Linked DNA regions of Homo sapiens: region 1 is linked to region 2. Evidence: chromatin loops called from intact Hi-C (ENCODE). Cell type or tissue: PC-3. All regions are shown on one strand. Links, peaks and the distances in the headings refer to the core of each region. The heading gives the core; the rest is flanking DNA. Region 1 overlaps ERC2 (ELKS/RAB6-interacting/CAST family member 2). Region 2 overlaps ERC2 (ELKS/RAB6-interacting/CAST family member 2).

The links. Peaks named below come from ENCODE experiments on the same cell type or tissue, not always from the same donor. Only the 100,000 strongest peaks of a DNase experiment are listed, where the experiment ranks them.
Region 1: it touches region 2 in a loop (11-fold over the local background); 1 of 110 quality-filtered maps calls a loop at or near these places.

Annotation. Positions count from the first base shown.
Region 1 is chr3:55,738,868-55,754,592 of GRCh38, forward strand. The region is part of intron 14 of ERC2 (ELKS/RAB6-interacting/CAST family member 2); the gene reads right to left. Among named protein-coding and RNA genes, the nearest start is that of ERC2-IT1, 87 kb to the left of the region's middle. In PC-3, for the core only: a CTCF peak has its summit at 8,143 (motif pointing left); a DNase peak (open chromatin) is centred at 11,884; H3K27ac peaks cover 414 bases.
Region 2 is chr3:55,515,763-55,531,487 of GRCh38, forward strand. All of the region lies in intron 17 of ERC2 (ELKS/RAB6-interacting/CAST family member 2), which reads right to left. Among named protein-coding and RNA genes, the nearest start is that of WNT5A-AS1, 36 kb to the left of the region's middle. RefSeq lists an enhancer at 3,739-4,240. In PC-3, for the core only: a CTCF peak has its summit at 8,837; DNase peaks (open chromatin) are centred at 8,949 and 9,249; H3K4me3 peaks cover 891 bases; H3K27ac peaks cover 3,123 bases.

The DNA of each region.
Region 1 (15,725 bases), core at 3,915-11,914, 220 kb after region 2:
CATCATCTACATTAGGTATTTCCCTAATGCTCTCCCTCCACTAGCCCACCAACCCCTGACAGGCCCCAGTGTGTGATGTTCCCCTCCCTGTGTCCATGTGTTCTCATTGTTCAACTCCCACCTATGAGTGAGAACATGCAGTGTTTGGTTTTCTGTTCTTGTGTTAGTTTGCTGAGAATGATGGTTTCCAGCTTCATCCATGTCCCTGCAAAGGACATGAGCTCATCTTTTTTATGGCTGCATACTATTCCATGGTGTATATGTGCCACATTTTCTTTATCCAGTCTATCATTGATGGGCATTTGGGTTGGTCCCAAGTCTTTGCTATTGTGAATAGTGCCGCAATAAACATACATGTGCATGTGTCTTTATTGTAGAATGATTTATAATCCTTTGGGTATATACCCAGTAATGGGATTGCTGGGTCAAATGGTATTTCTGGTTCTAGATCCTTGAGGAATCGCCACACCGTCTTCCACAATGGTTGAACTAATTTACACTCCCACCAACAGTGCAAAAGCCTTCCTATTTCTCCACATCCTCTCCAGCATCTGTTGTTTCCTGACTTTTTAATGATCGCCATTCTAACTGGTGTGAGATAGTACGTCATTGTGGTTTTGATTTGCATTTCTCTGATGACCAGTGATGATGAGCTTTTTTGAATATGTTTGTTGGCTGCATAAATGTCTGCTTTTGAGAAGTGTCTGTTCATATCCTTTGCCCACTTTTTGTGGGGTTGTTTTTTTTCTTGTAAATTTATTTAAGTTCTTTGTAGAATCTGGATATTAGTCCTTTGTCAGGTGGGTAGATTGCAAAAATTTTCTCCCATTCTGTAGGTTGCCTGTTCACTCTGACGATAGTTTCTTTTGCTGTGCAAAAGCTCTTTAGTTTAATTAGATCCCATTTGTCAATTTTGGCTTTTGTTGCCATTGCTTTTGGTGTTTTCGTTATGAAGTCTTTGCTCATGCCTATGTCCTTAATGGTATTGCCTAGGTTTTCTTCTAGAGTTTTTATGGTTTTAGGTCTTACATTTCAGTCTTTAATCCATCTTGAATTAATTTTTGTACAAGGTGTAAGGAAGGGGTTCAGTTTCAGTTTCCTGCATGTGGCTAGCCAGGCTTCCCAACACCATTTGTTAAATAGGGAATCCTTTCCCCATTGCTTGTTTTTGTGTATGATTCTAAAATTTAGGCTTTTAAGCTTTAACACTTATTTATCCTCTCATAATACCATAAAAAATCCCAATGAATTAATTTCTAATTCTCACTTTACTGTCAGAGAAAAACATATATCAATTTCTAATTCTCTATAAATGTCATTAAATACAGTTCCAAGTCAAATTAGCCTTAATTATCAAATCTCAAAGTACATTTAAAATCTTTTTAATAAAATTACATTTAAAGCCACTCACCAACCTTAAATTAATATTCATATAAAATAATCTAGTTTGCTCTTTGTAACCTTCTCCTTATTGTATTTTTGTTTTATTTTGTTTTGCTTTTGGCTAACAAATCTATTTTTATAGATATTGGCATTATATAATCATAGAACTCTAAATAAAATTAGTGTAACTAAGATTATCTATATTTTGAAACCCTCATTTAAATACTGGCCATAAACTAATGATATTTTCCCCAAAAATACCTTGATTGAGATCTACATTCAATAATTCTAGTCCATTTAAATCAAAGGGTCATTAGTATAAGATAAAAAGGTATATAAAACTAGAGAAATAAGAACATTTCATACTTCAGGATATTTGGCAAGGTATTCTGAATATGTTAAGGCTTATCTGGCTATTACCTATTTGTATAGATTTGGCAGGCCTAGAATTAAACTAAATCTTAATTCCAGGCTAACAGAGCCATTGAATTTGGTTTTTGAAGCAAGAAGTTTTTAAAACTGAGTTAAAATACCTCTTTCTTAAGCTAATAGAATTTAGCTAAGACAGGTTGAACATCCCAAATCCAAAAACCCCAAATCCAAAGTACTCCAAAATCCTAGATGCTTTGAGCACCAACAGGACATTCAAAGACAATGCTCATTGCAGCGTTCTGGATTTTTGGATTTGAGACACTCAGTTGGTAAGTGTAATACAAATATTCCAAAATCTGAAAAAAATATGAAATCTGAAATACTTCTGGTCCCAAGCATTCCAGATGAGGGATACTCAACCTGTAATTTAAATCACTGTGAGCTAATTATGTATAGTTATGGGTTTTCATTATCCCTGCCTTAAAGGTCAGATTTGTTTTGAGGATGGGTATACTGAATATAATTTTATAAAAACGAATTTCATTTTGCTATCCCTACGTCAGATTCTACACTTTCACAGTTCCCATGAGCCAATTTGCTGATACATTGGCAGAAATCACCTACCAAGAAAATCACATTGAAATAGATTAGGAAGCTTACATTAAATATCCTTGCTTTTTTTTTTCTCGCGGCAAATTTTGGTCCAGCCATTGAAAAACTGGAAAAACTAAAATACCACCAGTTCTGATGCACCACTTTTTTTTAAAGGCTCAAGTTTAAAGAGTATACCAGTGACAAGACACTTGGATATAAACCGGAAACAGAAAAATCATTATTTTCCCCAATGAAAGCATTACCTTCTAGAATCAAGACCAGATTTATATTGCTTCAGAAATTATTACTGTCCCATCAACCTGAAGAGAGTTCCATAAGCCTGAAATCATGTTCAATCTATCCCTTTTGCCTTTTTACAGACAACACGGAAAGTACATATATGCCCATTCTTAGACAGTTAGTAGGTTTAAGTATATACCAAAGGCTTGCAAAATTATCTTGAGAACATTGCCATCCTCAAGTACCAATTACTAAGGTGATCTGTCTATGCCCCAAAATGTAGCTTAAAATATGAAAAGGAAGCCCACATATACTAGGAAGGAAGATAAGATAATGTGAAGAGAAATAAATCTATAAAAGTCTGCTGAATGCCAAGCTAAGAAAGTGTATCATAGACAGCATTTTATCAACGTGCAGCCTAAACAAATGTCAAGGGGAATAATTTCTTTAACAAATATGGGCAACAATAGAGGAAAAAAGGGGGAAATTCTGTGCCCTGTCATACATTTAGTCAGGATTAACAGTGGATAAAAATATGTGCAAGAACACATTTAATAACCCTAAACTGTCATTCAGTGTGTAGGAGGTAGTCAAGATACAGCTAATAAAACACCAAAAAAAATGGTTTTAGCCACCCTGAAAAAAAAAAAAACAAAACCTTCCATGGAATAAAACAAAACAGGGCTGAAGGGCATCTCCTGCCAAGATAAATGCCTTCTTTTGAGTGTCGCCTGTGGCTAGCCCTCACAAAGAGAGTTCCAGGATCCTCTGATGGTAATACATGGCTACCTCACTTATCACAGTCCATTTAAAAGGGAGCTTTGTAAACATTTCTACTTCACTCCCCATTGCTGTCGTTCTATTAATGATGATTTGAGCTCTGAAAGAGGATCTAAAATTAATTTCAGGAGTTGCAAATGAGGCAGGCCAATTAGGAACTATTACAAATTGGATTTGGGAAGAAGCATTAACACATTGTTTCTTGTGGGTTCTTGTTTTAGTTAGCTGACCCATCTTTAGGAATGCATTCAATTACAAAAGCAGATGCTTAAAAAATGCATTCCATTAAGAATGTTTGGATAATGACATATAAGAGAAAGCCTACATTATGTATGGTGCTTAGCCCAGGCAGTCATGTTCTAATCATATTGTGGGGGGAAAAAGTCCGCTCAATCAACTTTTCTCAGCTAATTACTATTTTCTTTCCCTCATGACCCTGAATATTCAACTGTAAGTTCAGTAGGAGGTGACTTCAGACAGATGGTGACGAAAGATCCTATTCAAAACAGCCTCTCTCTCACCCTTGGGGTGAGGGTTGGGTGGAGATAGATGTTCATTTGCCTAAATTTTAAAAGCTGTGTTTTCAAATGGCATCTTGAGAAAGAAAAGTTCTTTGATATCAATTAATATCAACCCTACCCACCAGCAGAATGATGTATGATATATGCAGAAGGGGCCATGCAGAAAGCAAAGCAGCTCACATGAGGTGGGGCCCACAGGGTGAGATATATTTGAACAAGCATGAGTTTCAGTAAGGACAAAGAACAGACCAGATTCGTAAAGGCCAGGCTTTGGCAGCCCAGACTTCTTAATGTGGTTTGCTCCCTGTTGCCCACCTAAAACTGACCTCAAAAAAATAGTTTACTCCAATTACGGAGAATTCTGTCTTTGAAACCTAATAGCACATGACTGGAATTTCCTAACACGGGGGCCATGGAGTCTTGTGGAAGTTCTTTACTCTAAGCACCAGCTTCTACCCTGTTCCTTGCTCAGTGCATGAGCCAGGGAGGTGGCTGGCCCATCCGGCGGTTCCTCCAGTTTCTCCAACTGGACCAGAACACTCTCAAGTGCCAACGTCATGTGCTTCAGGGCACTAAGAGGGCAAATGCCAGCATCATTTGGCATCCTGCTACAAATCAGTAAGTCTGAAGCCAACTGATTTTCCCACATAGAAAAGGTCCAAGGCCAGAGGAGGAGTGCCAGGAAGAGCTATTCCCCCTATTCTAAATGTTTCTCTTGAATCCTGTCCTTCTAGAGAATTGATAAAAAGGCAATGAAGGATGGGAGGGACCATTGTCCCAGGTCTTGGCAGTGGACATGTGTGAGGCATTGCTCATTACTATGTGCCTGATCCACCAAAAAAAAAAAAAAAAAAAAGAAACAAGAAAAAAAGAAAATACTTCTTTTGAGCACTTTAGCCTATTATGATTTTTTAAAAAACATACCCACACAAATGAAATATTACTCAAGTTTTTAAGAGGAGGAGGTACTGATCTTTATTTAGTGCTGGGGCTTTGGAAGCAAATGTACCTGAGTTTGAATCTCAGGGATAACCTTTTGACTGTGGCCCTGGGTAAGTTACTCACTGTCTCTGAAACTTCAAGTTCCTCATAAATAACCTAAGATGGACAATCATAACTCTCTCTTGGATTGAGGTAGGAGAATATGGTGGAGGCAGGGAACCGAAGGCCATTTCACTCCAACTTCCTAGAACTAAATTAAAAGGAAAACCCTAATTTTCCATGCCTAAGTAACAAAAGGACCAAAGGTTACTCCGTTTGCAAACTCCCACCTTTTCTGCATGGCAGATGGGAAGTTGGCTGTCTGCAACCAATCAGACTGATTGCCAGCCCAGTCTTCATTTGCATAGAAGTGCAACTTTGTGGCCAGGCATGGTGGATCATGCCTGTAATCCCAGCACTTTGGGAGGCCGAGGTGGGTGTATCACCTGAGGTCAGGAGTTCGAGACCAACCTGGCCAACATGGTGAAACCCCATCTCTACTAAAAATACAAAAAATTAGCTGGGCGTGGTAGCGGACACCTGTAATCTCAGCTACTCAGGAGGCTGACACAGGAGAATCACTGGAACCCAGCAGGGGGAGGTTGCAGTGAGAGGAGGTTGAGATCACACCACTGCACTCCAGCCTGGGCAACAAGAGGGAAACTCCATCTCAAAAACAAAAACAAATATGAAAAAAACAAAAAGCAAAACAAACAAACAAAAAGAAGTGCAACTTTGTAACTTCACCTTAGCCTCTGATTGGTTGCAACCAATCAGATGTTTGCACAGGAATGTGACCTTTGTAACTTCACTTCAGGCTCTGATTGGTTGCTTTCAGACCGATTGCGGGCCACCGCTTCATTTACATGAGGTGAGCACCAAGTGGTCAATGGGAAACTTCTAGGAGGTATTTGAACCTGAGAAGATTCTGTATCCAGGCCCTGTAGCCACTGCTTGGGCCTGCTCCCACCCTGTGGAGTGTACTTTCATTTTCAATAAATCCCTGCTTTCATTCTTTTGTTGCTTTATTCTTTCCTTGCTTTGCTTTGTGTTTTGTCCAATTCTTTGTTCAAAACTCCAAGAACCTGGACAACTTGCAGTCAAGACCCTCTACCGGTAACCGGATCATCGTGAGAATTAAGGGATCACGCATGTAAAGATTTTGTTCAGTGCCTGAGATGACCACACAAGAAATGCTAGCATTTGCTTATTAAATGACACAGACCCCACCAAAGTTAAAGATTCAAAGGTTTTGCATTACTTTCTATGAGCTCCCCTTTATAGTGAATATATCTAAACATGCTCACTGGTCTCTTACTTTCAAGACAAACTTTCAGAGAGGCCTTTAAAATTGGTTTCTGTTAAGCTGCACATTTGACTTTCATGAGTTGACATCTGCTCCATAAACAGACATAAAGAAGAAAACAGACTTTGGAGAGGAGTCTGCTGACCACAGAAGAGTTGCATCCCAGACAAGCCAGGCTTGACTTGGTCTATAACTGTCCAATATCATTCCATCCAAATTGATAGGAAAGGCCACGTGGGAAATAGGCAAGACATGATGTCACATAGTTTAAGAAACTGAGAAATGGAAATGTGTTCTGAAAGGCGACTTTTAAAAAGTCAAAGTCAAGTGCAAAATCAAACAAATTCAAAATAAAAGATTCTTCCATTGGAAAAAAATATTTTAAAAAATTGGTAAATCTAGGAAGCAGGGAGGGTGAGTGAAATGAAGGGACTTCCATGACATACTGCAATACCCTCTGTTAGTGGTAATGTTAGATGATGGTGCTTGGTCATTCTTGTTATTCCCGTTCAGTAATAAGAAAGCCTCTCTGTTGACCATTCAATTCTGCCAAGGTAGCTTTCTATGTGAAATACACCTAACCAGAATCTCTGGCAGGTTATAGATGAGTGATAATGAGAAAACCAAATACATCTGGACTTCACTGCAGGACAGAGCTTTGTCCAGTATCTGCCTAAACTAAACCTATTGTCCATGGGTGATCAGTTACTGTCAAGAGACTGTCGTATTGCATTAACTTTTTGGTTGGAAATGAGTAACTACCAGAAAATAGGTCACTGACATCAAGGCTTAGCCCCCATAGCATCCAATCAATTATTTTTTTCTTATTGGTGAAGTGAGGTTATGTGTGTGTATATATGTAAGTCTCTCTAAAAACAATATGTTTTAATTTCGCCTCTATTGTATATTTAAAGCTGCTAATATTTATTTCTCAGTCTTTGCACAGAGCAGCAAATTGTCCGCCTACATCTTGAACTACATATTTCCCTTCTTAATTTGAATATTTTGTGTTAAATCAAACCTTCCATTGTTTATGTTTACATGGAATAGAACATTCCCACAGGCTAAATTGTAATACAAAACAAAACAGATCGTCATGCCATTGCTGTGAGAAGAATATGTGCAGAAGGGGGCACATTCTGGAATTCTGTTAGCGCAACATTCAAATAAAATTGAATTAAGGTTCTGTGGAGTGGATTTTTTTTTTTAAATGAAGTCTTGCTCTGTCACCCAGGCTGGAGTGCAGTGGCATCATCTCGGCTCACTGCATCCTCTGCCTCCCGGGTTCAAGCGATTCTCCTGCCTCAGCCTCCCGAGTAGCTGAGATTACAGGCATGCACCACCATGCCCAGTTAATTTTTGTAGTTTTAGTAGAGACGGGGTTTCACCATGTTATCCAGGCTGGTCTCGAACTCCCGACCTCAGGTGATCCGCCCACCTCAGGTGATCGGCCTCCCAAAGTGCTGAGATTACAGGCATGAGCCACTGCACCCAGCCTGGAGTGGATCTTTGTAGAGAGAAAAACATAAAAGTGAGTTTATTGGAGGCAGCTCCTTTGAGAGAGTTTTAATTCATGAGAAGGGAAAAGGCAGTTGTGCTTCTGCAAAGGAGAAGGAAACACAGGGTGGCATGTCTGTGTGTGCTGCAGGTGATGGTGGTAGCCAGGCAAAGGGCAGGTTTCTGCGAGGGGCAGGAAGGTCTGATCCCTTCTGGGAGAGGGGCTAAACAGATTCCCATCTGTTTATCAAAGCTGTTGATTCAATGTTAATCAAAGCTGTTCTCCCTTGTTGTGCCTGCCACAGAGCTGGACAGCAATTCAAGACAACCTAGAGGAGACATTTTGGGAGGGTGAAGGAAACTGATGGCTTTTAAGGCATCCTCAAAGATGCTCAAAGATGCAATTCTTCATGTAAATGTCTAAATTACTTTGTGAAGTCTGGATTTTAGGTCTGCCATCTTGTGGCCATTGCAATAAATATTGCCCTTTTCAATTTTTTTCTGTAGTTACATCTCTAATAATCTATATTCAGAAAAGGTACCAGAAAGAATGCTTATTTAAAAAAATAAACATTACACATGGGAGAGAGATCCATGATTCAGGGGGAGCTAGGACATTTCATATTCAAATCCCCATTCTGCTGACATTTTTCATTCTTTGACTAAAGTCTAGTTTCAAATAATTAGCTATCAAATTATCATTTAATACAGGATTGGGACTACTAAGAAGTCAGTTAAGAGGTGACAGGGAAGTTTTAGGTGCCTGTTTTTTTTTTAAAGAGGTCATTTAATGGACACAGAGTTTCTTCCAAATGAATGACAGTCTCAGCATTTCTGTACTTGCCATACATTTGCTAAGAGAACACCCAGAATAAAATAGATTGTCAAACCAAAGGGGGCTTCATACCTGAAAACTAAGGGAAATTGCTTTTCTGGAAATAACTGAAAGTCCAAATGAGTGAGATTAGAAATACTTTATTCCACGCCGTAAGGAAAAGAAATGAGACAAAATTTATAATAGTTCTGTGTTGGGAAGAAATGGTTAAAACGCCACTATGAAAACACACTAAGCCTATCTAATGCACACTCATTAATCATGATCTTGTTGATTGTGTCAACAGAACAGAAAGCAAATACATGTGGCCATTGCCTTTGCAAAGTTTCACCAATGCATCACAGCCTTCAAATGAAGAGGAGGCACAAGAGCATACTCAATGACCACAAATTAATTTCAGAGCCCAAGTTACAGAAGTATAGAACTATGCGTCTACATACATACACCTGAAGCCTTGCACTGCTAAGCAACGGTTCAAAAGACAGGCCAAACAAAGAGCTGCAAGACTCAGCTTATGTATTCCTAAATTATAAAAAGTTATATTTGTTAGTTACCTGAAATTTCTGGACTCATGAATACAATTTGTGGGATGCTACTGGAGTGCTCCTTCCCAGAGTTTGAAGGAACCTGAAACCAGACAGCAGCTGCAGAAGGAAAGGGTCTGGTAAACTACCTGGAGGAGCTCCACATCTGGAAAGAATCGCAAGGGAGCCAGCCCAAGAAACAATGGTATAGAAAGCAGTCTCAGATTTACAGGATGGGTGGCCTTGTGGCTCACAGAAGTGAAATTTCCACCCTGGGAGGAGCGATTACTGGAAGCAGGAACATTTCAGATATGAAATTATGAACTCCAACCTGAAGCAGCTAAACTGAATATGTTCCTCTAGGGTGGCTATTTACTGGCCACATAAGCAAAAATAAACCATCCAGGTGGTCAGAGGCAGTTCATCAATTTCTCCAACTCATTCACCACATATTTACTGAGTGACCACTGTGTACCACGTACCAGGGATGAATGGGGACAAGCAAGACAGAAACCATCCCTGCTTCTCTAACAGCAGAACTCAGAGACTGCTACCACAGCAGAACCCAGAGATTGCTACCACAGCAGAACCCAGAGATTGTCCACAGTCATGAGACAGACAGACCCTGTGATGATGCCACCAGACACAAAGAAACACCCTTCTATTACCATCATGAGCAAATGCTGGATCATCAGCAATACCGTGCAAAGAAGATATCCCTGAATCCTGTTTCCCAATTCAAATGCTGGGCAAAGAATCCATGTGGCATTTCCCTCTGCATGTATCAAATACTAGGATAATCAATTCAAAAGCTCCCTCCCAGCCCATCCTCTTCATCCCGAATGCCTAGTATAATCCAGTTGCAATCAGAAGCTCAAAATAAACAAATAAACAGAAACATGAAACCTCATAGTCATAGCTACTAGGCCGAATAATACGAAGTTCAAGTTCACTTTTTTATGGGTCAGAAACAATTGAATATCAGAAATTTTGTATGGTTCAACCCAATAGTCTTCCAAAATACAAGGAGTTTTATTGGTTTCTTTGTTTGCTTACAACACATGCCCATAGATCATTTTAAATCTTTATAATTTTATATCCTCAGAGATGTAAAAGGTTGAGGTAATTCCCTCTCCACAATATTCAACATACACCCAAGACTGACCACTAGAGGTAATTAACCCAGTCTGCAGAAGGCCTTTTGCACAAATTGGAGGTGGGGGAAGGAGGCCTAGGAACCCAGAGAAGTGACAGAACTCAGTCCTGTAAAAGAGGCCCCCAGGCCTGGAAAACCACTTAGTGAGAAAACATCCTGGTGACCAGACTCCAACCTGACACTGACTACCACTCCCTGCAATACCGATCTGTTGAATGCTGAGATCAGACCATCTATCTCCCTGGACAACCTTGAGGCTTCCCAGCTCCACTGACCAACAACAAAGCACCCCTGCTTAGATTTGAACTTCAAGGCATGGGACATAAGGCAGGGGTCAAGGAAGAATGGGGCTGGAGAACCCTTAAGGTGAGAGGTGAGGCCAGCTGGACTTCCTGGGTTGAGTGGGGACTTGGGGAACTTTTCTGACAAGAGGATTGTAAAAAGCACCAATCAGGAACTTTTCTGTCTCACAAGAGGATTGTAAAATGCACCAATCAGTGCTCTGTAAAATGCACCAATCAGCGCTCTATAAAACGCACCAATCAGTGCTCTGTGAAACACACCAATCAGCAGGATTCTAAAAGTAGCCAATTGCAGGGAGGATTGAAAAACGGGCACTCCGATAGGACAGAAACAGAACATGGGCGGGGACAATAAGGGAATAAAATCTGGCCACCCCAGCCAGCAGCGGCAACCCACTTGGGTCCCCTTCCACGCTGTGGAAGCTTTGTCCCTTCACTCTTCACAATAAACCTTGCTACTGCCCACTCTTTGGATCAGTGCCATCTTTAAGAGTTGTAACACTCACTGCGAAGGTCTACGACTTCATTCTTGAAGTCGGTGAGACCACGAACCCACCAGCAGGAGCCAACTCCGGACACAAAGGGATTCAAGATCCCATTGAAGAGGGGCATAATGAAAAGATATCTTTAAGGATGACTGCATACCTATAGGTGGTGGCTTAAAAGAGCAGTCTAATGTTGTTAACCAGTGTCTTAATTTCTACCATTTTCAAAGAGAATTTACTATGGACAGAATACGATGCTACGTGTTATGAAGGATCAGCAATGGGTAAGGCTTGCAAACTGATCTGGTAAAGAAAAAGACTTAAATTATATAAAGACTTAAATAATAAAATAAAAGATAAATAATAGTTTATTAACATCTTCATTGTTAAGATACAGGATAAGAAATTGTTAATAATTATTATTTTGATTACTATATGTATAAGCAAGGCATAAGTAAAGTACGTTGTTTCATTTAGTCTGCTCAAAATAGCCTTCCAAGAGAAAGTTTTATTACACCCCTTGTAAAGTTGAGTAAACTGAGACTGTAATATTTAAGGTTGTCCAAGGTCCCATTGCTTTTAAAAGGAGAACTGGAATTTGTATCCAAGTCTGTGATGTTAAAGACTAAACTTGGCCCTTTCAATTCTTGGTTGCAGGAAGGAAGAAATGTCCCTTTGGTCCGGGATGATGGGGGCAGGCTTCACAGAGGATAAGGGTGACAGCTGAGTATGAAGGGAGGGTAGGAATGGAAGGGCTCTGGAAGGAAAAGAGTGGCTTCCAGATGGGGTAAGTGTCTGATTGAGAGTTGAGATGATTCAGTCGATTAAAATTCTCTTTTGCTTACTTATGCCTGTTCCTAGTTGCATAACTTTCAAGGATGCTAGAATACCACCACCAAGGAAGAAATGTGGTCAAATAAAGAATGCCTTAAGTGCCAACGGAAAGACTGGTTTGGCCAGTGCTGACGTTTTCACGCATGCCCGCATGCACACATGAGGATGTAGGAACATTATGTGTAAGTTGTTTTCTGGGGAACAGCAGCTTTTTATTGTGACATTCAGTAATGTCCTTTCTAATGTTTGGAATTAAAATGACCCTTTCTCAAATGATGATGATAATAGTTAACACTTGAATAGTCTTATTTAATAGCTTAATTAGGTTAGCAAGCATATGTTGTTGGCAAAAAATATTTTTTCCTATGATTGGTCCATGACTTCCACGGTCTGGAAAACATTCACGTGATTGCTGCATGTTACTATCAGGGTATGTGTGAGGAACATCCTCTTCTGTTCTGCATAGGTAAGGGCTTTCCTTGTGAAAAGTGTTTGGCACTTCCAAGCTGGCTGCCTTATAAATGCCATGTTGAACCCAAATTGTTTGTACTGAGTGACCGTCCCTTTGCCAATGTCTGTTTCCAATATGGTATCTTTAGGATATAAGTGGAGAATAATCTCTTTATTTCACAAATAGGCCCCATCAGACAAGAGCTCGAGCTCCAGGTCCTTCTAGGGGTCTTCAGTGACCACAGAAGGAAAGAAAAGCTGAGTTGGTCAATGCCAATCTTTAGGAAAATTATTTCTAAAGGTGGCAAGAAGGGCCTAGTGTAAAATATGACATACTCTGCCTCTCTTTCGTTTGTTCATTTTGTTGGATTTTAGCACAATATGTATATATATATTGGTGGAATATGAATGTGGGAGTAATCAGCAACAGAGAAGACTTGGGAACATGGTAGTTATCCCTTCAATTATCTGCTAGAGTAACATAGATGAGGCTTGCTCCAGGGGCACCCTAAGATTTGAACTAGGACTTAAGGATGAAAGTCACAAGTAGGTAAGGCTGAGGCCAAGTTAGTAACAGGAGCAACTCTGGCTAAGTCAGAGCTGTCAGCAATGGCCTGGGCTCCCTCATACCCATCTCTGACAGTGTTGGTACAAACAACAGAAGGCAATGTCGAGAAAATCCCAGGGAAATAATTCTAACAATGGAGGAATGATGTGACTAAACACATGCTTTGGTTGGGTTTATTTGGATTGCAAGCAAAAGAAACTAATTCTGGCTAACTTAGCAAAAAGAGGAAGTGTTAGAGGGATACTTGAATAAACTGAGGAAAAGAAAAGAGCTAACAAGTGAGCTTTAGGAGGGTCAGTGAGAAAGTTGCTCCAGTACCCTCAGTAGCAGGAAATCCTAAACCTTTCTTCAGAAGACCTACTGTTTACAGAATAACTTTGTTACAACCTCCAGGCTTAATGGAAAAAGAGTAATGTTTGACCTTCCTGGAAAGAAAATCTGTTAGCCCCACCTAGGTCAATCAGTTATGGCCTGATTTCCCCATCACTAGAAACACACCCTAAATAATGGGATCACACCAAAAGAAAAAGGGACAGCTATGAGCTGAGGGTCATCCTAATTGGCAGCTCTCTAATGATCTTACAGCTAAGGGGTCTATTTCTATGGTGTGCTGGAGCTGGCTGCTAGCTAGCGAGAGTCAATTATGTGCATCTCCTTCCAACTGACAAGGGTCAGCCTGTACCTTGGCCATGGTAGAAGTATTTACACGATGGAAATTGGCAATCACTACCAATCAGGGATTTTGTTTTTTCTATTGACCTGGTTTACCAGCGCTCTATTGGCCTGTTTCAAGATAATTGAACAGTTTTGCCAAGACTGCTGAACAAGGGACAGGCCATAGAGCCTACAATAGGAAATACATAGCTAACACACACCAGCACATTTTCTGTGCCAAAGACTATACCATTCTAAGTCCTTTATGTGTACTAACTCATTTGAGCTGCACAACAATCTAATGAGGAAGGTGCCATTATGTTCCCATTTGACAGATAAGAAAAGAGAGGCAGAAAGGAGTGAATTAACTTACTCAAGTTTACATGGCTAGTAGATGGCAAAGTAGAGATTCGAACCCGGGTATTTATAATTTTATGTCTCAAAATAAAATAGATTATGTCTAGCATTGTTCTAAGTTGAGATACTCTTGACACAGAAAAAACAGATTCACTTTGAATCAAGTGAGAAGTTGGCTGAATTCCGATAAGAGGACCACCCCCTCAGTCACAATGCTGCCGTCAGTAAGAGCAGCCGACCGCAGCTCTACAACTGGTGCTCGGATGTTTATTTCATTTGATTGTATATTTATTTCATTTCTAGGGATGCCCAAGGACTGAAGCCAAATCACAAAGTTGCTAACCAAGTCCATGGGGAAGAGAGAGACTCACAATGCACACTGCTGGAACTCCCCAAGTGGGTGACAGCAATACTTCAGAACTCGGTGGGCAGAGCAGATCACATGGTTGCTCCTGGATGGGCTGTGATTTCTCAATTCCAGTGAGAAAGGGGAGAGAAGTCTGAACCTTCAACATACTTCCCCCCAATCCCACTGCCAATACTATAAGGCATAGAAAACAGAAAACAGGGGTAACATAGAAAGACAGTCATCCAATTTTATATATGTGCCTTTGACAAGTCACTTGACTTTACGTATCTTAGCTGTGGGAATCTATAAAATAAAAATGATATTACCTACCCCCGAGGTCACTAAGAGGTTCACAGAAGATCCCCCACAGGAAAGCATCTGGAAAACTGCAAAACCCCACAGGAATGGTGGGCATTACTATCAGGGGCATCCCTACTCACAAAGCTGTGGCCCCCTGGGACCCAAATGGTGATGGTGCAATTGGATTCATTTGAAACACTAGCTGGTATGGACACACCATGTGCTAGGCACTGCTTCTATTGACTAAGCCAAACTCATCAAGTTGGTGTAAAATCACCAGTCCGAATGGCTAATGGGAATTTCACTGGGGCAAACATAAATTCACGAACGGAAAACGACTATCTGGAGGAGGCACAAAAGAGTTTTCCTTTTCCAGTGGTTCATTGAGAGATCTGACAATAATCCATTGGCAAGAAAGAGAATGGCTGCTTCTAAATAAACTTAAACAATGATCAGTTTTTCTAAATGCACCAAACTTGCAATTAATATTTGTTGAATCAATGAATGGGATTCCACAAATCTGGGTTTAAATTCTGGTTCTGCACCACTGCCATTGGTGTGATTTTGGGAAAGCTAATTAACTCTTTGAATCTCAGTTTCTTCATCTGTAAAATGAGAATCCTAATACACTTATGAGGTATTATATAAGATAAATATGTAAACCATTTAGCACATTTAGTTGGTTGTATAACAAGCAGTTATTATTATTATAAATGCAAGCTATAGTTATTTTTTACCATTACTATGAGTGTGGTTCATTAAGTTATTATCGGCTACAAGATAAATATGTTCAAATCACCGATCTCTACAGATAAGAAAACTATTTTTTTTTTTGAGAAAACTATTTAAAAAACCAGGAGAGAAAATATTTTATTTTCTGTTTTCTGTACTTTTATCTACAGATTCAATACATTTCTAGTGTTTACCATGGTATCACAATTCCACTGCCACAGGCTTAAGCAGATGTAAATTGGAGAGGGAAAATTAATTTTTCAGATAAATGCAAAAAGAACTGCATTATAAAAATGACAGTGTAACTAAGACATTTCTACTCTAGATTTTGGCTTCCTTTTCTTTAATCACCTAGCAGGATTCTTTTGGATATCCAAACTCAATATTTCAACGGCTCTTCAGAGCCAAAAAGCTTTCTGCAAAGGATTAAAGAAGTAGCAAAATGTCATTATAAATATGAATTTAATTTGCTTGAGAAAAAAACCCTGCGTGGCTATGACAGTTA
Region 2 (15,725 bases), core at 4,714-12,713:
GGGAGAGCAGGCTATAAACGTGTGGTGTCTCACAAATATTCCTTCAGACTGTTTTTCTTTGGAATAAAGACACCTGCCCGATTATGGCTTTCTTCTCCTGCCCTTTCAGTAGTGATTTGCAGAAACAGGCTGGGAGAAAGGGGTCTTTGGTAAACACGGAGGGGTTAAAGGGGAAACTGTTTAATAACAGTAGTAAAACGCAGGCTATTTTTGACATCTGGGTTAATGTCCATTATGTTCCATGTGCTTTCCAAATGTGTGCAGTGTGCCCCCAGGTACAAAAACAGACACCCATTCACGACGGCTTCAGATGCCCCTAACACGCTGCACGTGGTGCCCACATAAAAGGCAAGCCCCTGATAGACTAATTAACAACGGTTGGAGGAGAAGAGCTGCTCCTTCTGGGGGCAGCGGGCATCCTGCAGAACAGCTCCATGAAGCCACTCTGCTCACAGGAAAACCCAATAGAGTCGTTTCTGCTAAAAAAAAAAAAACAAACAAAAAACCAAAACTATAACTACATCTGTGTTATTACTTAACATCTTTAAAAACGGGGTGGAATGGGTTTCCCGTTTTCCTCATGAAGATTTATTTATTATTGTTGTGATCAAAGTGGCAACAAATTATGTTAAATCATTTAATTTTCTTGATAGAAGCAACCACCTTGAAACCATAATTCAAAAAATATGAGTGGAGAGCAACATTTTACCTTGAGAGTGGACTCCTACAGCTCCACGGGGCAATAAAATGTAACACTTCAGAACCCAAAGGGCTGGGGGCTGGGATGGGGGTGGGGCGGGGCCAGCCCTGTGCTCAGAATTGCACACTGCTGTTAGGGATGACGGAGTTTGCTGGGAGGAGGCAGTGGAGGGACTTGGTATTTCAACTTTGGTTTCTGTGCACGGGGTATAACTCATCCATAACGTTTTAAATGAAGGGATTCAAATGAATATAGGCTGTGTACATCAAAATGGCAGCACAGACTGCTATGTCTCCGTAGGATTTATTTTTGTCATTATTATTGTGGTCAGAATTATTAACAGGTACCATTTGTTGCGTGCTATCTGCCACCACCCTCTGTGTTTTGCATTAATTATCTGAAACCAGCTCGATAGCACTGAGGTACTGATGCAGTTGGTTAATAGCCCCTCATGCAGATGAGGAAACGAAAGCTTAGAAGAACTGGATGCTTTTGGTAAAATTCCCCAGCTCCCTGGGGCCTCATTTGAATCCAGGTCTTTTGGACTCCAGCGACCATTCTCTCCAGAGACCACTGCCTCCTTGAGGCAAGCATTTCCTAAACCTGTCTTTTGTGTCCTACTTTTCCCATTTTTGTAACCTCTCCACAATACCTGTGATATGTAACTAACATTTTTTTAAAAATTATCTAAAAACTGGCCGGGTGCAATGGCTCACGCCTGTAACCTCAGCACTTCGGGAGGCAGAGGCGGGCGGATCACTTGAGTCCAGGAGTTCAAGACCAGCCTAGCCAACATGGTGAAACCCCGTCTCCACTAAAAATACAAAAATTAGCCAGGCGTAATGGCGGGCACCTGTAATCCCAGCTACTAGGGAAGCTGTGGCAGGAGAATCGCTTGAACCAGGAAGGTGGAGGTGGAGGTTGCAGTGAGCCAAGATTGTGCCACTACACTCCAGCCTGGGTGACGGAGTAAGACTCCGTCTCAAAAAAAAAAAAAAAAAAAAAAAATTATCAAAAACCTAAATGTTTCCTTTTTAAAGAAATATTTATTTTGCTGCCATAATAGAACCATTATCTGTCTAATATGCACTATGATAATTGCATGGCTATTAAAGTAAAAGTGCTTGTTCACAGAACACCTAAAACTATCTCCTGGATATGCTCTCCTTGCCTTCAATCAGCCTTGCCTGCAAGATGGTTCCCAGCGCCCAGCCATGGCCTTCTCCCCACTGGCAGAACCAGGCACGAGTCGGCTGGTCTTGCATATACTCTGGCCACCGGCCAGCCCCAGCACCACCCTAGTCTACATTTTGGGCTTTTGTCTTCTCAAGGGCAGAAAGCAGTGAAATAAAAGATCAGATATCTGCCATTTAACACAAGCATTAGGTACTCTATGCACTTTTTAAAGCATTGGTTGAGTAGAAATGTATTTGATTGTTTTTCCTCAAAAGAATACCTTCTTTAACAGGAGAGACTGCCCATGGCCAAAGGTCTTTGTCACTCTACTCCAAGGTTTCTCCATCTTGGTACTACGGCCATGTGGGGCTGGATGATTCTTTGCTGTGGGGGCTGCCCTGTGCATGGTAGGATGTTTAGCAGCATGCCAAGCCACTGCCCACTAGATGCCAGCAGCACTGCCCCTCTCCCAGTCATGCAATCAAAAATGTCTCAGGACATGGCCAAATATCCCTGGGAGATAAAATTGCTCCACTTGACAACCACTGGCCTAGTCAATTGTTACTGTACACAATTGGTTGACTGTGCTGTTTTAAGCAGTGATATGTTGGTAGATATGTACAGTATATGCATACATGCATCTACCAACCTATATAAGATATGAACACTTTTGGAGAAATAAAGATTAATTTCTAAGCTGCTTTCATATTATTTCAGAAACAGTTGCATAGATTGAAAAGTCCTGTGGAAATAGGTAGGTACAACCTCAGTAATAAAAATAATGAAAATGTACAACTTTTCTGACATAAAAACAGAAATGCTACAATCCTGAGATAGCGAGACACCTAAGACACTTGCTGAGTTAAGTGAAAAGGTGAAATCTAGTTTAAATTTATAGCATTCCTTCAGTGTCCCTCTAGGAGTTTGGCATTTTGCCAAGCTTCCTTGTTAAAAATTTGTTAAACGTGTTTGGCATTAATGCAAACACAAAGTGGTCATTTGTTACAAATTCTATTGGAATGCATTCATTTAAGGCAATGAAGTAGTTACTAGAAAAGAAAAAAAAAGTTCATTAAGTACATTTTAAAAATACAATGATGTATGCAGTGTGTAACTGTGGCGCCCTGGTGGCTATATAAATCGCTGACAGAATAACCACACGTTGTGTTTAGTTTGAAATTGGAATCTTTTAAACACAACCGATAGAACAAAAACTGGTTTTGTTTGTTGTCAAAACTAATGATAGTCTTTCTTTTCTGAACTAGTTAAAATAACCAAAGGTTTGGAATACAATTTCTAACATCTCAAATCAGTGTAACATACAGGTTAAAAGAATGCTTTGGGAATCTTTGCGGGTGCCACTACTGACATCAGAGATGGGGGCTGATCCAACAAACAGAACACCTGCACTCTGGAAAGAGGGGGATGTCCGAGTCATCCTGGAGAACCCCACTTGGGTAGCGCCGGTACCTCTGCTCTCTGAGCTGCCTGAGGTTATTAGGTTACCTGCAGAGGGAAAACTGTGGCTTTCATCACAGAGACAATGGTATCCTATGAACAAATATCCTAAGCCTGTGTCTAGAACTCCCACTCCCTGTCCTGCCCTAAACTGTTCACACAAAGGAATTATTGCTGAGTAATAGTGATTCCTGAGCTTGCTGAAGAAACAGTTCTGAAGCTCAGCTCCATGAGAAAGGGGATACTTGACATCATCTGAAATGTAGCCCTGCCACATGGCTGGCTATGGATGTTAATGTGGAATACCTCATCCCAGGGCCCATTGATGCTGGCTAAAAATCATTGTTAAAGGTGAATGAAAAAACTCACCATTTCCAAGAAGTATTCAGAAATGATTTACTACTTTCTTCTTCCCTTTCTCTCTCACACGCTGACATATTTAATACTTAGTACCATGAAAGTGTCCAGATAATAGAATTCCAGTGGTCCTGAGACCCTGGGACCAGATCAAATTCCCATGGCTCCCAAACTTCCTTATATTGATCTCTTCTGCCATCTGGGTTTGATATTATCTAGGCTGCCCTTGAAGCAGATGGATCCAGGATCTCTTGATCCCAATCTCTGGAAACATTCTCCTAGTTAAGGGTAAATTTAGGCTGGACATCATGGTTCATGCCTGTAATCCCAGAGCTTTGGGAGACTGAGGTGGGTGGATTGCTTGCCCAGGAGTTTGAAACCAGCCTGGGAAACATGACGAAACCAGCCTGGGAAACACGACAAAACCTCATCTTTACAAGAAATACAAAAAATTACCCAGGTGTGGTGGCAGGTGCCTGTAGTCCCAGCTACTTGGTAGGCTAAGGTGGGAGGATTGATTGAGCCCAGGAGGTCAAGGCTGCAGTGAGCCATGATTATGCCACTGCACCCCAGCCTGGGTGATAGAGTGAGACCCAGTCTCCAAAAAAAAAGGAAAAAAAAGGATAAAATTAGACAAAACCTTGCACCCTGTATGTGGCCTGGAAAAGTTTACCGTACCCTTCACAAATGCCAAACAGGCTCAAGAAACAAAAAGGCAGCCAGGCGCAGTGGCACACACCTGTAATCCTAGCACTTTGGGAGGGCAAGGGGGACAGATGGCCTGAGAGCCTGGCCAACGTGGTGAAACCCTGTCTCTACTAAAAATAAAAAAATTAGCCGGGCATGGTGGCAGGTGCCTGTAATCCCAGCTACTCAGGAGGGTGAGGCATGAGAATTGTTTGAACCCAGGAGGCCGAGGTTGCAGTGAGCCGAGATCGTGCCACTGCACTCCAGCCTGGGAGACAGTGAGACTCTGTCTCAAAAAAAAAAAAAAAAAAATCTAAGAAGAGAGAAAATACTTATCTCCAGAAGCAACAAGAACACATGATAGGAAAGGGAGAAACACACCTTGAATACTGTGGAACACATCTTGGTTTTGTGTGGCCTAAAGTTCGTACCATTTTAGAGGCCTTCTTTCAGAAAAAGAATACATAAATAATTGACTATTTCAAGCTTGATAAAAAGATACGGCCTTGTGAACATTTCACTGGGGCACCTCCCAGGGCCTTGGAAAAGTCAGCTTACCTGAGGTGCTCCAAACGTAAGCTCCATTATCTTCATGATAATAAGCCCTGTTATCTTATTTTTGAGATGGCATTTTCAAATTCCAATGAAAATAAAGTAAAACACTGTTAAAAAGCCCTTTACTGAAAAGAACTTGGTTTTAAGATGAGCCTGCCATAGCATATACAAGTCACAGGAAGACATCTCCCTAAACTGGATCTTAAGAAAGCTGTCATGTTCGGGAAAGAGATGCCCCCTCCTAGAAAAGGAGCCAGAGAGAGGCATTCTGGAGAATTTGAAACATGAAGGAACAATTTGATATCTCAAGTTTACTGACCAGAAGTGGCTCCAATGACAAGTGTTTACAACAGGATCTTCATAGAGCCAATAATGGCAATTAGTCTCCAGGATTTGAAGGCGCCCTTCCCGCCTCACTGAGGTGGAATGCCATTTACTCTTGGGCTGGTGACTAATTAGGGGTCTCGTTTGAAGATCAAGGTTTTGCGATTCCTGCTTCTTAATAACATGGTTTGCCTGTCGGCCACCTGGGTCCAGGCGAGACCTCCCTTTCCCTCTCCCCACACAGCAAGCACTGCCTTAGGCCAGAGCAAGTGTGGGCAGGAAACCACAGATCCAGCCTTTTGAGCAATTTAACCTCTTCACCGCCAAGATCCTACAACCCAGTGCTTGATTCAGCTGTGCAAAAATGGAGGCATTTGACCTTGTTTCTCAGGCAGGGCTGAAGGCTTGCCTGTGGTGCAAAGAAACCACCTTGGAGGTGAAATGCTATGCAGCATACTTTCTTGGAGAAGAAGAGAGAGAGAAAGACTCCACTTTTCCAGGTGAGTAGCTCATCAAGAGGCTGTCTGCATTTGCTTCAGGCTGGGCCATTTCCAGAACGCCTAATAGAAGTGACTGGCAAAAGAAGGGGGTAGGCAGAGCCCTGATGTAACTGCTCATGAGACCAAAGAGGCTGAGGTGCCTGCATCTTCAGACATCTTGCCAGGACCCCGTGGCCTTGCTATGTGAGGCTGGGCTGGGGCTACACTTTCTAAGACATGGTGGGGGAGAAGCCAAAACAGCAGGAAAAGTAAGCTGCAAAGAATTAAGCTTGTAACAACTTGGGCAAAGCACAAACAGTGACTGAGGTTGCTCCTTTGGCTGTTGACACACGCTGGCCTGGGTCGGTTGTGGTCACTAAACCCATTAGCGTTCCAATGTGGCAACAGCTAATGCAGCAAGTTCAATGTGTTTTTGTTTAATTTCTAAATGCTGGGTGTATGCCTGCAAGGATGGCCTGCTGAAGACAGACAACTCCACTGCCATAAACACAGTCATCATTGTCAGTGATCTGAAATTCATTTTTTAAACTATTTATTTCTTGGCAGATAGGGGCTAAATGGAGTTTTGCATTTCATGAACTATTTTTTAACTTCAACTTGCTACACACTTCTATGTGTTTTCTAAGCAACCACCAATTCAGAGTTTCCCCGCAACAAAAGGAAATAGTCTTCTCTGGGGGGAGGGGACCATTTTTGGTAGGGGAGAAGGGAAAAGGGAAACATAAACACAAACCAGCAACCAGCTGGGTGAAGTCAGGCCTTTTAACGATATGCTGCCTCTCTGGGCCCTAATCCTCACCTGCAAACAAAGGAACAGGAAGAATGCTACCTCGTTTTGGTCTGCAGAGTTGAAAGTGAAGTGGGTTCTTAAATGAGATACAAAGGCAGATTCAGTCTGGATTTTATATTGTCTTCAATCTTTGTTTATGAAAACTACAGGAATCCTTCCTTCCTTTCTCCTTTCCTTCCCACCCTCCCTTGCCCAACAGACCACCTTAAAGGGAAACAATAACATTCCCCTCCAAAGAATGAGGAGTTTGAGAAAAGCAAGCAGAGGTTATTTCAGTGGGAATCTGAGGCCAGTCACATTTGCACAGTGCCAAAAAGCAGACATACTCTCTGGTTTGAACTTATATTTAAATCCCATGCCAAAGCCTGCCCTTGTAGGTCTGCATGAAGCACAAGGGCCCAGGGCTGAAACCCTTGGTCTCCCATCTCCAGCTCCCACTCAGGGATATAAGTGAACTCTGTAAATGTCTCCACGTGTAACTGGGAGAGCTGTAACAATGGGCCTCCAAGATGGGCCCATTCTCCCATCTGTTATGGGGCTTCCAGCTATCATACATGTTTCCAACTTAGATGTAGACGTACCCTGAGAGGGAATTTCTGTGCTGCTTTTGTCCCTGGTCACTTTGAAGATTAAAGAGAGGAAAATGTGTTTTCATAATATGTGAACTGGCTGGAAGTTTCCCTATTAAATCCCAAAGTCCTGGCAGGCAGGGTTCAGGCTTAACTCCTCTAAGACTGGGTTGGCATCCAGGACTGAAGGCTAGGAAATGCCTTTGGGCAGACCTGGGCCAGAGACCAAGGGACTGGGGCATGACAAAGTGGTCACCTGAGGCATAATGCCAGTGGGTTCCGGGGGCACCCTTGAAGCCACTGCCAAAGCCCAATGCAGCAGGACTGCAGAGTCCCCTGGAAGACCCATGGATATACCAGTGGCCTCAGCTTTGCTACGGAGAACTTGCTTGGGAGCTAGTCCCTTGAGTGATATTGCAAAACTCTACAGAGATGTATGAAATTCCTGATCCGGGGTGCCAATCCATGAACAGAGATTCCTACTGCTGGAGGAGGCACATGGCTGGGTCTTCCTTCAGAGCTTTTGCATAGGTGTTCCCTCTCACTTGGGCACTTTCCCCATCATCCTTTATCTGGCTACCTTCTGCTTATCCTTGGATGTCAGCTTCAATACCACTTCTTCAGGGGAGCCTTCCTGACTTCCCTTCCTGGTCCAATCCTCTTGCCAAACACCGTCTTGACAATTTCTCCCCCCTCTCCCCATATGCACTCCTGCTTCTGGGCAACTTGGCATCAGACATTTGTGTTAGGATCTGATTAATGCCTGACTGCATCCTAGGCTGCGTTCATGAGGACAGGCTATGTGTGTCTTGCTCACTGAAGTGTTTCTTGTGTTCCTGCCACACAGTGGGCATGCAATAAATATTGAAGTAGGTGAAGAAGAGAGCTAACTAAGTTCATTGATGGTAACACACATTTATCAAATGCTGACTGTGTGCCAGGAATAGCCCCAAATGCTTCTGCAGCAGTGATTTTCAACCTCAGCACTACTGACATTTTGGACTAGATAATTTGTTGCTGCCATAAGCACTAAAAGTGAGAGCCGGAGACAGGGCCTAACAGGAGCTTCGTATGTGTAGACTACCTATTACTCCTTCCCCTTTCCATTTTGCTGACTTCAGGTAAGTCACTTAACCTCTCTGAGCCTCAGTTTTCTCATCTCCAAAGTGAAGATAGTAACTCTAACCTCTCCAGGTGGTTGAGAACATAAAACAAAATGAACTCTGCCTATAAAGTCCCTTACTAATGGCTGGCATATAACAGGAGTGCAATGAGAAGTAGTCCTTATTATCTCCCCCTCTATACTCGCCCATACAGCAGAGAGCTGGGCAATAGGACCAGCTTGATCCTGAGTGCAGAAATAACCACAGTGGGGTGTTCATGCCCAGGTTATGTATGGGCTTGGTCATCTTCATGAAAAGATGTGTGCACAGTAAAGAGAGAACACATCACTGGGGCCAGGAAGGAACAGTGGTAGAAGGAACCCCAAGCTTCCCCAAAACTGCAAATTCCCTGCCTCCAACCTGGGGCACCTCTGGCAGCCAGCCACGTTGGCAGCCTCGTACTTTCTCTTGGGCTCTTCCTGTTGGCATAGCCCACCCTGTTTTACAAAGCTCCAGTGGTTTTTTTTTTTTTTTTTTTTCATGGCTCCAGCTGTTAGATAAACTTTCAAGGATATTTCTGTGGCAGGTACAAACCTGGACAGGAAGACTTGGGAAGAAATCCTAAATTAATTATATGTCAACATTTAAGCCACAAGAAGGAGCAGTTGTCATAAATTTTTGGAAGGTTAAAATCCAATTTTAGTTGTAAATGTGAGCAAGCTCACTGACTCACTTGTGAACGGGTGCCAACAAAATGATATATTTTACATTCTTTCACAGCTTGTTTTGGCTAAACACAATGAAAAAAGAGAGAGAGAGAGGAATTACAGTTTTTATTCTTCAGTGGGCTGAGGTGTTCAATCATGCACAAAAGCTACATGTGCCAAAGCAGAAGAAATTAGCTGAGTTTATCCATATTTTTGGGTGCCTTCCACCTTTATAGAGAAAGGAAATGGAGCTGAAAACTCAAAAGACGGCCACAGGTACCGCAGTTGGTCATCGTTAGTGCTGATGGCCCAAGGCTGGACATTCCTGATGACAAATCAAGACTCCTCCAGGAACTACCCTCATGGTTTATCCTCAGTCCTGACCAAACCCTGGCACACTAACAATTTCTAAAGCATCATTTCTCTGAGTATTGGCTTGGGTTGAATGCAATGGTAGGGTGTCAAGAGCAGGAAGGCAGAAGAATTTCCTTTAATTTTCACAAAATTAGGAAGGTGGCTGGGATACAGTTATAATTTTTGCCTATTTTCTCATTCATTCATGCATTCATTCAGTTCTTCAATTCAACAAGCAATCATTTTTGCCAGCCATGGGCCAGGACTGGGGATTTGAGGGGGAGTAGGACATAAACCCTAATCTGGGAGACTTGCAGCCAGGTCAGGGGCACAGATGGGTAAGAAGACAACTGAAATACAATGTGATGTGTGAGTTCATGGGGGCCCAGGATGCCCCGAGACACCTCATATGGTGTCAGAGAGGGCCAGCAAACATTCCTCATAGAAGATGACTTCCAGGTTGAGATGTGAGGGGTGGTGAGTAGGAGCTACCGAGTGGAAGAGGGAAGAGAGGAACCATCTGAGCAGAAAGCAGCATGTGGTAAGGCCTGAAATAGAGCCAGGCCAAAGCTGACCCAGTGAACCTCAAGCACCAAGGACACAACATGGAATGGGAAGGGGGGAGTAGCAGAGTCAGGGCAGAGATGCAAGCAAGGCCAGGCCACGTGGGACTTTATGGCTACATTAAGGAGACTAGATGCTGCCTTCAGGCAGTGGGACACCATGGAAGGGGAGTGACCTGGCCAGATGTGTGACTTCAGGGCAAAGTGGAAGCTGGGTGGAGGCAGGTGGGGACTACATAACCTTTCCTTAAGGGAAGAACAATTCCTTGGGTGGTGTCAGTTGAACTCTGTCCCCTAAAAAGATATTTTCAAGTCCTAACCGCTAGTAAATGTGAATGTGACCTTGTTTGGAAATAGGGTCTTTGCAGATATATTTGAATTAAGATAAGGTTATACTGAATTAGGATAGGCCTTAATCCAATGACTGGTGTTCTTAGAAGAGGAAAAATTGGACACAGAGACACAGAATACATACAGGGAGAAGGCCATGGGGTGATGGAAGCAGAGGGTGGAGCAATGCATCTATAAACCAAGGAATGCCAAGGGTACCAGCAACCACCAGAAGCTCGGAAGAGGCAAGGAAGGGTCTCCCCTAGAGGCTTCGAAGAGGGAATGGCCCTGCCAGCACCTTGATTTTGGACTTCTGGCCTCCAGAACCATGAAAGAATAAATTTCTGTTGTTTTAAGCCAACCAGTTTGTGGTACTTTGTTACAGAACCCCTAGGAAACTAATACAGGAGTCATGGTGGAGTTCTGCTGCACTGCTCCCAATAAAACTGAAACTCCAGGCAGCCTTGGTGCTGAAACCATGGGGGTCCATTTGGGAGAGGGTCATCTGAGATCCAAGAAGCATCTCCTCTTGCTTCTGTCTCCCTTTGACCTGGTTGAGCAACTTGTGCTCAAAGGCCCGCGTCGTGGCTCTCCCAAGGGTGGCTGTCCGTGAGAGAGTTAGCACCAAAAGTCAATATTTGTCCACAGGCAACAGTTGTGTTTGCACTATGAAAGCCCCAACAGGTTTTTTCAGAGATTTCAATTGGCCATGAAGTAACTCTGTCCCAAGGAAACCCCTGAAGATGAGCCAGGAGGGACAAAAGTCCCAAACAGTAGGCTCTGGCAGGCAGCATCACAGGAAGCACGAGGGGACTCGTCCCCGGGCCAGGGTCTTCACGGGGCCTTGGTGCACAATCGCTGTGCTTGTGCTGCTGCTGGGGTTGGACTTCCTCATGCAGCTCAGCCAAAGCCTCCTGGCCCTCCCTTGGTGCTGATCAGCTGTTCCCAGCTGGAAGCAGCAATGTCATCCTCTTCCCAGGACTCCAGCTGACACAGCTGATGGGTCTGCAGGCCAGCAGGAGCACACGTGTCTCCACACCTCCTTTGGGAGGAAGGGATGTCCTGGCCACCCCAGTTCTGGCCTGGATGGGGGCAGGAGAGTCAGGAAGTATCCACATGGCTATTCAGTGCCTAGCACAGTGCCTGGCACTAGGAGGTTCTTAATAAATGAATCAGTGAATGAATGAAGACCTTGGGCTCTTTAATCCAACTGAATTTGAGTCCAATCGTGGCTTAGCCCATGATTAGCTATGCAACCTTGAACAAGAAACTGCACTTTTCTGGGCCTCCACTGCCCCATCTGTCAGACGGAGATAGTAAAAATATCTAAAGCATAGAGGTGTTGAGAGAAATAGCATAGACCAGACATGTTAGTGCTTAGTGGGGGGCCTCACAGTCTTAAGGGCTCAATAAATATTAGTCAATATGACTATCATTTTTATTGTGGAGTTGTATGCCAGTGTAAAAGAAGTGTTCATATTTGCCAGCTCTAGACTTGGGGGAAAAGGATGAGAGAAGAGAACGTAGCGAAATCCTCTTAAGACTCCAGTTCACAAACCCTTTGCTATTACCTTGATCTCAACTGACCGTCATGACAACTCTGTGACATAGGGCAAGGGTTGTCATCTCCACTTCTGATAAGAGAATCTGAAGTTCAGGGCAATTAAGTAACTTAGGCAAACACTTTTCAGTGATAAGTAGCAGAGCAAAACCCCAACCCAGAAGTCTTCCCATGACATCACAACAAAGTACAGAGGCATGCCATACCTCCTCCTGGAATGAATGAATGAATGAGAAACTCAATCGCAAAATGATTCTCAGGTATAGGTGGGAAAGAAAATAAGAGCTAAAAACTATAGGATGGAAGCATCAGAGACTTGGGCACTATTTCATGCGTGGGTTTGGGCAGTCAACTCCCCTTTTCTGATCTCTGTCTCTCAATCTCTTCTAGTTCTCAAATCCTAGGAGGAGGCAATAGGGTAGAGTCAGGGTAGAGTCAGAGGCCACTCCTCAGCTGTGATTTAATGTCCTGAGCCTCAGTTTCCTTACCTGTCCAATAAAGATAGTAACACCCCACAGGCTTCCTTGGAGGATCAGGGGTAATATGTACATGAAAGGGCTTCATAAGCAGCACTGATATTAAAAAGGATGAAGCAAAATATGATGGCAGATTGGAAAAAAGAACCTGAAGGAAATGGCCCAAGATAAAAATGCATTAATATTAACCAACAGGTTCCTTTAGAACAACAAAGCAATGAAACAATAATTTTAGAGAAACAAAACCCTGCCTAGGAACAGCCTGCCAGAGGGAGCGGAAATGAAGGCACAACCAAGTGGCCCTTGGCTTACCTATCTGGAAAATAACAAGATGAAAAAGATTCTTTGTAAACTAATATTTGTAAAAGCCCCACTGGGCTTTCTGCCTGCACAGACTGCCTATTATCTTGGCAAAGGATGAAAACAAGTGAATTCTTATTTAAAATGAGTATGAAGCAAATTCAGGTAAATGTTATCGGCATCATCATGAGCTGCCATTCGCTGAATACCTACTATGTGCTGGGCACTGAGCCAGGGACTGTGCATAGATACTTTATTTGACAAAAAAAAAAATTTTAGCACTCTCACAAGGCAGGCATAATATTCAATCATTCATATATTCATAAATGTTCATGTTTCTTTGTTCAACAGATATTTCTTGAGCATCCATTGTGTGCAGGTATGGTACTGTCTGGTACAGACACAAGGATAAACAAGGTCTAGTCCTTTTCTGTAAGACAAGTCATTTCTGACTTGTTGAGATTATTCTTTATTTAAGAATTCCTTGTGGGGTCTGCTCTATGAATTACAGGATGTTTAGCAACATCCCTGGCCTCCACCCACTCAGATGCCAGTAGTACCCTAGTTTGATAACGAAAAATGTCTCCAGACCTTGCCAAATGTCCCTGGGGGTGGGGAGGGATATGGGGATGGGGTTGCTCCCGGTTGAGAACTGCTGACTTAGATCTTAATTTCCACATCTTTTAAGATGAAGACAGTGGATCTCAGAGAGGCTAAATCCAAGGTTGCAATCAAGTATGGGATTCTGCCATATGAAGCAGAAACCAGAGCTGACCTTTGAAGTTGATAGGGTTTTGTTTCTGCATGTTGAGTTCCAGGAGATGGGAGTCCCCAGGCCATAGCCCTGGGATTCTGTCTCATTTACTATCAATGCATATCCACCCTTCAAGTCTACCTTTGGATTCTTTTTTTCTCTCCAAATCTGCCAAATCTTAACCATCATAAACATTTAATTATTGAAAGTTGAAGGAAACTCTAGCTAATCCACATTCTGAACCCAAGACATCCCTGCATATTGCTATGAATGTGAGTCAATTTTCCAGTGAGCTCCTGGATTGACTATGGAGCACAGTTCACGTTTTGACTCCTTAAACAGTAAGTCAGTGAGGGTGTACGGAAACTCTTAGAGGAAAGAGAACTGGGATTATTACATTCCCAAAATATCTTGGAATTTTTAAACTTCAAAGTTGTATTGCAGTTCCAAGAGTAGCCTAACCTTTACAAAGGTTACTTTGCAAATATATGCAAGATAAAGAATTCCCTGGAAGAATGTCCACCAGGATCCTAAGCCTACATTTATATTTAATTTATAATCACCCTGAAAAAAATGGGTTCCTCTTTCAAGGAGCTCGCATTACCCTTGGACTGACATTGTGCAAAGGAGTGACAGGTGCAATTTACGTGAATAATCACCATAATCAGCCACACTTAAGAACAAACCAGAGACGTGCTCTTCAGGGGGAGAAACTGCTGCATCACACAGTCAACTACTGCTCCCTCAAATGGTGCCCAGGCCACTGGCTGCTATTGACAATCAAATGCAGAAGACACAGGAGAAGTAATATGGCTGACTACTGTGATTCAAGTACTCTGGCCTGGGAGACCTGAGTTCTAGTCCCAATATTGCCAAACTCATTGTATGGTCTGGAAGACTTTTTCTTCACTGGGCCTCAGTTTCCCCATTTTCAAGATTAGGTCATTGGTCTAGATGGAATAAAGGCTCCTCTTTATTCTCTTCCTAAAGCAAGAGGAATAAAGGATTCCTCTTTGGAGATGATGTCACTGGTAGCAGTAATATCTCACAGTAGGCATTTCATGAATGAATGAATCAACAAATGAGTGGAGTTTTCCTGCAACTGCAATGCTGAGCTGCCTCTGCCATCTTATTTAATTCAAAACCAAGGATACCTTATTCTGGGGAATAAATGATGTTTAGGTTTATGAAAACCATGCTATGGACCAGGGATTGGTAAGATAGCAAAGGGCCAGACAGTAAATGTGCTAGGCTTTGCAGGTCTTATGATCCTGTCACAGCTACTCAATTCTGCAATCGTGGCAGGAAAGCAGTCACAGACAATAAGTACATGAATGGGTGTGGCTGTGATCCAGTAAAACAAAAACAGGAGGCAGGCTGGATTTGGCTGTGGGCTGCAGTCGGCTGGCTCCTGGTATGGCTTGAAACGTCTGACCTGACATGTTCTCTCCATCTTGATCAGTCCCTGGTGCTCAGGGCCTGGAGAGCAGCACAGCAGCTTCCCAAGATATCTGCAATAATTATAGCCCCATCTCTCCCTCAGCTCATCTCCTATGGTTGGAGCCTACAAAAATCTCCCTGCGAGAACCTCCTTTTCAGCTCAGGAACAAGTATCTCCAAGATTATTGGCATCAAAAGCCATACTTTCTCCATGCGTTAGGCTGGGGCCTCAAGAGCTGGGAAATCAGAAGGAAGAAATGGTTGGAAATAGAGCACCTGTGCACAGGAACTTGGCCCACCACTGTCACTTGCTCATCACTGGGAAATCAAATCCAAGTGTTAAGTGTTACGAAGCCTAATTATTACAAGCAGCAGTCAGAGGTGGGGGTGGGCATCCCCCCTCCACCAGAACACCTTTCCATCTCACACAGGAGCACGGTTTGGATTCTAACAGGACTATGAAGGAATAATTTGATCGGGAGGTCATCGCACAGGGCTCCAGAGCCCAACTGACCTTTTGAAGTCTGCTCAGGGAACCTCATTATGTTGCATTTTGGAGTCGATCCCTTCTCTGATTTTTTTCCAAGTCTTTTTGCCCTTTCATTCCTTTGATGGTTAGATTTTTGCTTGATAGAGAGGCACAGGCTGAGGGGAGGGAGAGCCATGGAAGGAACCAGGAGGAAAGACTTGATTATTAAGTGAATGATCCACTCTAGGGGCCTTGGCCTGCTACTCCTTGGGCTTGACTTGCTGGCTAGGATGTCTTTAAGGAGCTGTAATTCTCCAGAAGGCAAGACTCCCATTGGTTACCAACACAATTTGGAATGAATTGATGCAACCCTCAAGTCACAAGCAGGAGCCCTTGCCAAAGCAAGCACAGTTTCCCTTCTTGTAAAGCAGTAATTGGGAGTAACTTCTAGGAAAAGGAAGCTGATCCTTCCCCATGACAAGCCACCCCTCCCTTGCCCCTGAACATTAATGTGTTTGCTCAGCCCACTGTCTGCCCCTGATGTGCATTTGT